Regions from separate parts of the Homo sapiens genome. Here region 1 is linked to region 2. Evidence: chromatin contacts called from ENCODE Hi-C or POLR2A ChIA-PET data. All regions are on one chromosome and are shown on one strand. Each heading gives the region's core, a stretch centred on a gene start or an enhancer-like site at or near the end of the contact. The rest is flanking DNA. Distances are from core to core; before and after follow the strand shown. Region 1 overlaps TSPAN9 (tetraspanin 9). Region 2 has its middle 31 kb from the start of TSPAN9.

Region 1 (2,700 bases), core at 44-2,543, 210 kb after region 2:
TGAGAATGAGTCTCCCCAGAAGAGTGGGGTGCCCTGAGGGCAGGGCCATTATTCCCTTTCCTCTAGACCTGCCCACAGCTCCACACACAGGAAGACCTTCTCATTGCACAGGTAGCCCAAGACGCCCTGTCCTTCTCCCACTCCCAGGCCTGGCCAGCCCATGCTGAGGCCAGCTTCTCAGCAGCCACAGATATCACCCATCTCAGGTTGGCTGGCTCAGGGTGCAGTGTCCATGACACCAGAACCCTTTCCTGGTCCTGTGACGGAGCGCCAGAGGTATGCAGAGCTTGGCTTTCGGGTGACTGTTGGCTGCCAGGCCCGGGGAGCAGCCCGGTGAATGGCCATGATGGGCACAGCAGCCTGCCCTGAGGAAGGGCCTCGGGCCCTGAGAGGGACTGAGGTTGGACCGGGGTGACAGGGTGGCATATGGGGATGGCACTGGGCTCTGTTCCATGCACTCTCTCTTCTCCTTTCTGCCTCCTCCCGCTTCTGCCTTTCTTCCTCATCTTTATCTTCTTCTTCCTCCCCCTACCCCTGTGTTTTGGGAGTTATCTCAGTCAGAGGCATGATCTAGTACTACCCTCTCCCCAGGTTAGTGTCTGAAGGATTTCAGTTGGTGACTTTGTGGCACTGTGGGCTACTTAGAAGTTGTGGACATTTTCAAGATCAAAGGCTGTCTTTGGAGATGGCTGGGGAGACTTGGTGGCATGTAGAGCCCCAGCAGAGACCTCCTCCATGACTAAGCATTCAGCTTGCACCCGCTGTGTGCCGCAGGCTGTTCACAGGCCCCAGCAGTGAGCTGCCCCGGTGATGAAATCCCCTCGCATTGGTGGCATCCTCCCTGGTGGAAGGGTGCTGGGGGTGTGGGGAGGAGGAGGGGTAGGGTTGGGGACTCTGAGTGGCAGATCTCGACTAATGATGGTCATGTCTGAGAGGGGAGAAGGAAGTTCTTTTTTCAAAAGTTCTTTTTTCAAAAGTTGATTTCTGATTATAAAACTAGTATAGTCACTGGAGAGTACTGGAAATAATAGAGATATATGAAAATAGCATAAATTAAAGTCATTCACAATGCCATCATCTAGAGATAACCACCGTTCTGCTTCTGGTGAATTTCTAGGGCTGTATGTGTGGGAAGAGGTTCTTTTGTTGCAAAGGACATCTTTAGTTTTAAGGGACAGAGGGACACACAGGACGGTGGGTTCCAGCACCTCTGGCTGCCTGGGCCTCCTTCCTCTGACTGTTGGCACCAGCTGTCAGCCCCTGGAGGAATGGGCAGCCTGTCGGCACCGGCTTGAGCTCAGAGCTGGGATAGGAGTGTTATGCTGGAAAGGGGACCCGGCTCCCAGGGAGCCCCTAGTGTAGTGGAGAAATACGGAGCCAGAAGGGGCTGGGACCAACAGCTCACATGACAGCCCCTGCCTGAAGCAGAGTCCTGGCAGGGGGCCACTGGGCTTCCACCCAGACTTCTCATGGTGGGGACCTCATGGTTAAGCCACCACATCGGCCAGCTCTGGGTCCCTGCGTGAGTGAGGGTGAGGGGTCGTTTTTTACTTTGTAGCTTCTAGCACCTGGTCCCTGTTCTGCCCCACTAGAGTCTCATGGGGCAGACCCCATGAACCATGGAGCGCCCCCCGCACTTAAAACTCTGCATACCTCCATGTTCAGAGTTGCCGTGTCCCTCAAGTTCTCTAAGACCAGACGCCTCTAGTTCCTACCCAGTTCCTGTGGGGAATATGATTTCCACACTCCCTGGTGCTGGTGTGGCCAGGGAGAGGTGTAGCCTCTGGCCAGGCTTCGTGGAGCAGGTGAGACTGGAATGGCGTTTAGAGGGTATGGTGATGGCAGCGAGATGGGGAAGCCCATTCCAGGCCAGGGAATGGCACGCAGGAATGTTCATCCGTGGCAGGTGTGTGCACAGGCCTGTGTGAGCGGGTGCTCTCTCCGGGGCCAGGGAGAAATCCCAGCCCCTGGGCTCCCCCCAGCCCCATGCCCTTATATAGCCGTCCCTGCACTCCCAGAGCTCCGGGGGTGGGGACGGAGCCCCCTCCTACTGTACACATGCGGGGAGCCTGCCGCTAGCTGGGCCTGGGCCGACTCTTGCAAGATCCTCTTGTCATCACAGCCGGAGTCAGCTGTTGGTTTGGGAAGCCTTCCCTGGTCCAATGTTTCACGGTGCGCAGCCAGAAATATAACCCTCCTGTTAGCCAAGAGCATGGGATCTTGGCAGGCATCCGTGTGGCCTATTTTAAACTGAAGGGAACAGAAAGAGGTGCCTCTCAGGCTAAGCTGAGGACCCTTCCTTTGCAGGGCTGAGTGAGCGGGCTGCTGGGGGCGTGTCACTTTCTCCCTTGAGGGCCGGTGGACATCTGTTAGGGGGAGGGGGTGCAGAAGGTGGGAAATGGGGCTATTTCAGGGCAGTCTGGAAGAAGGTTTTCACGATTGCACAGCAGGCCCTAAACTCACATTTGGAGGCCTGGTTGTCATGCCCTCCCACTGAACTGCTGCGTGGCGTGTCCGAGTGAGCCACTGCACCGCCCTGTTTACTCTCTCCCACCTGGAAAGCAGGGGCTCATGTGGATCTGACCCACCTCTCAGAAGTGCTCCTGTGTCCTCGGGGGTGGTGATCAACACGTTCTGGGATGGCTACAGAGCCTGTCGTACTGCTTCATGTATTACAGTCTCTCTCTCCCACCAGCCCAA
Region 2 (2,700 bases), core at 179-2,678:
AAATGGGAATAAATGCTCCGACTTGGGACTGCCACTGGGAGGAGGACAGGTCATGGTGTGTGAAGGAGCAGGGCCACCCCTCGCTCACGGCGAGCTCAGGGAATGTGAAATGTGGGTGTGTAAAAATGTCCCCTGACTCCGCCCTTCCTGCCCCTAAAACACACGCACATGCACGCATACTTATTTTTAGAGAAAAAAAGCTCTAATGTCCCTCAAAGAAGGTGAGGAGAAGACCTTGAGTCTTGGTTTAGCGAAAACTGCCCCGTGCAAGGTTGTGCTTTTAGATTTTCGTCCTCATCTGGGTGTCAGGAAAGGGGAGGGAGTGTTCTAAATCGGGGAGATAACTTTGTGGCCCATTAAGGGGAGAAAGAGGTCCCAAGGGAAGGTCTAGAAAGGAAAGACAGACCGGGTGCTGTGGCTCACACCTGTAATCCCAGCACTTTGGGAGGCTGAGGCGGGAGGATCACTTGAGCCCAGCCTGGGCAACATGGCAAAACCCCATCTCTACAAAAAAATAGAAAAATTAGCAGGGCATGGTGGCGTGCTCTTGTAGTCCCAGTGACTTGGGAGGCTGAGGTGGGAGGATCGCTTGAGCACAGGAGGTCAGGAATGCAGTGAGCTGAGATTACATCATTGCACTCCAGCCTGGGCAACAGAGCAGGGCCCTATCTCAAAAAAAAAAAAAAAAAAAAAAAAAGGGGGGGAGGGCAGAGCAAATGGAGGACTAAAATACTCTAAGAAACTGTCAGGAAATCTGGCTTTCATTCAGCTTCCTGAGAAACAGCAGGGAGAGGTGGTCAGGTGCCTTCGTAGAAGGCGGGAGCCCCATTGGTAGAAGTGGCTGAGTCTTCTTCAGCTCATGGATGTCTAATACTCAACCTTCAGTTTTTTTTGTATTTTTGCTATGTAAAACCCCTTCATCTCTCCAAATCTTCAGTAAAGTCTGCTACATACACAAAGGCCTTTGTGTGCGTGATCTTTTTCTTGGAAATGACAGGTGCACACCTGTCCACAGAACACAGAGGTGGCAGCAGCAGGTCGCAGCCACCGAGGCCATCACAGCCTGAAGCAAGGCAGTGGAAGCGGGGACTCAGCCGTGCAAGCTGCCCAGCCTCCCACCCAACCCCCCCCCCACCCAGAGAATGAAAAGCACTCAGGGACGCCTCCCAGCCTGGGGTCAGGTTCAAGCCAGTATCCCTGGGCTCCCCAGGAACAAGTGTCTCCATGGCTATCTGGTTATCTCAGTCCTTTACTGTCCCCAAGCGAGGTTCCAGGAGGGAGTTCTGTCACCAGGTTCTGTGAGCACTGCACCTTTAGGAGCAACACTAAATGGACACAGGACCCCCTGGATTTGAAGAGTGGTCAAAGGGAGAGGTTCAGGCAGGGGCCGGCAAGATGTGATCCCTAGCTTGGCATCCTAGGAACTCGAGTCTAGCACTTGGCTCAGGAATAAGCAGGCTTACTAGCAGCCCACATGACTGACTTGCTAGCCAAAATCAGAGCAGCGTGATTGATAAGCCCAAGTGCCACTTCATTAATTCACACGGAACAGCACCGCTCCCAGCACATGGGAATGCTTGTATCTGCCTGTCAGCACATTCCTTCCTCCATGGAACACCAGATCACTTGCACACGGTAGCTTGTGCCAGTGCTTACGCACGGAGTTGCCCAACCTTAAAGGATTGCAGGCCATTGATGTTGAGGACCTGGTGCCCCTGCGTCCACTACAGGGACCTGAATTCTCCCATCCGAGAATCGAGAAATCCTTTTTTCTGGACATTGGTTAGCAATGACTTTTTGTTTGTTTTTTTAGAGATGGGATCTCACTATACTGCCTAGGCTGGTCTTGAGCTCCTGGCCTCAAGCAATCCTCCCACCTCAGCCTCCTGAGTAATTGGGATGACAGGCATGAGTCACCGTGCCCAACAACATTTTTTGCCACCACAAGTCCATTCTATCAGAGGTCCCCAACCCCTGGGCTGCAGGCCAGTACCCATCCGTGGCCTGTTAGGAACCAGGCCACATAGCAGGAGGTGAGCGGCAGGTGGGAGAGCAAGCATTACCGTCTGAGCTCTGCCTCCTGTCCAGCCGTGGCGTTGGATTCTCACAAGAGCACAAACCCTGCTGTGAACTGTGCATGCGAGGGATCTAGGTTGCGCTCTTCTTAAGAGAATCTATTGGCCAGGCGCGGTGGCTCACGCCTGTAATCCCAGCACTTTGGGAGGCCGAGGCGGGCAGATCACAAGGTCAGGAGATCTAGACCATCCTGGTTAACATGGTGAAACCCCGTCTCTACTACTAAAAATAGAAAAAAAAATAAGCCAGACGTGGTGGCGGGCACCTGTAGTCCCAGCTACTCTGGGCTGAGGCAGGAGAATGGCGTGAACCCGGGAGGCAGAGCTTGCAGTAAGCCAAGATCGCGCCACTGCACTCCAGCCTGGGCGACAGAGCGAAACTCTGTCTCAAAAAAAAAAAAAAAAAAGAATCTATTGCCTGATGATATGAGGTGGAACAGTTTCATCCCCAAACCATCCCACCTGCACTCCCCGCTCCATCCGTGGAAAAATTGTCTTAAATGAAACCAGTCCCTGGTGCCACAAAGGTTGGGGACTGCTGCATTACATCATGCAGAAAGCGACGATGCTGCTGAATAGGGTACAGTACGCAGCCAGCGGTCACTCCCCAAACACTACTGAGCAC

The links. Hi-C counts contacts between places; a loop is a spot of excess contacts on that map. ChIA-PET counts read pairs that join two places held with the same protein, here RNA polymerase II (POLR2A).
Region 1: a map of Right ventricle myocardium inferior shows a loop between it and region 2 (15-fold over the local background). The contact joins two enhancer-like sites. A Hi-C loop is called at or near these places in 1 of 168 maps with a recorded cell type or tissue (Right ventricle myocardium inferior). POLR2A ChIA-PET finds 5 or more read pairs at or near these places in 2 of 52 experiments (A673 and WTC11).

What each region holds. Positions count from the first base shown.
Region 1 is chr12:3,250,498-3,253,197 of GRCh38, forward strand. The region is part of intron 3 of TSPAN9 (tetraspanin 9); the gene reads left to right. Among named protein-coding and RNA genes, the nearest start is that of LINC02827, 49 kb to the right of the region's middle. Within about 2 kb of position 1,294, at least 14 of the 41 ENCODE cell types and tissues checked have a DNase peak (open chromatin) inside an H3K27ac peak, as active enhancers do.
Region 2 is chr12:3,045,068-3,047,767 of GRCh38, forward strand. No RefSeq gene overlaps it. Among named protein-coding and RNA genes, the nearest start is that of TSPAN9, 31 kb to the right of the region's middle. Within about 2 kb of position 1,429, at least 4 of the 41 ENCODE cell types and tissues checked have a DNase peak (open chromatin) inside an H3K27ac peak, as active enhancers do.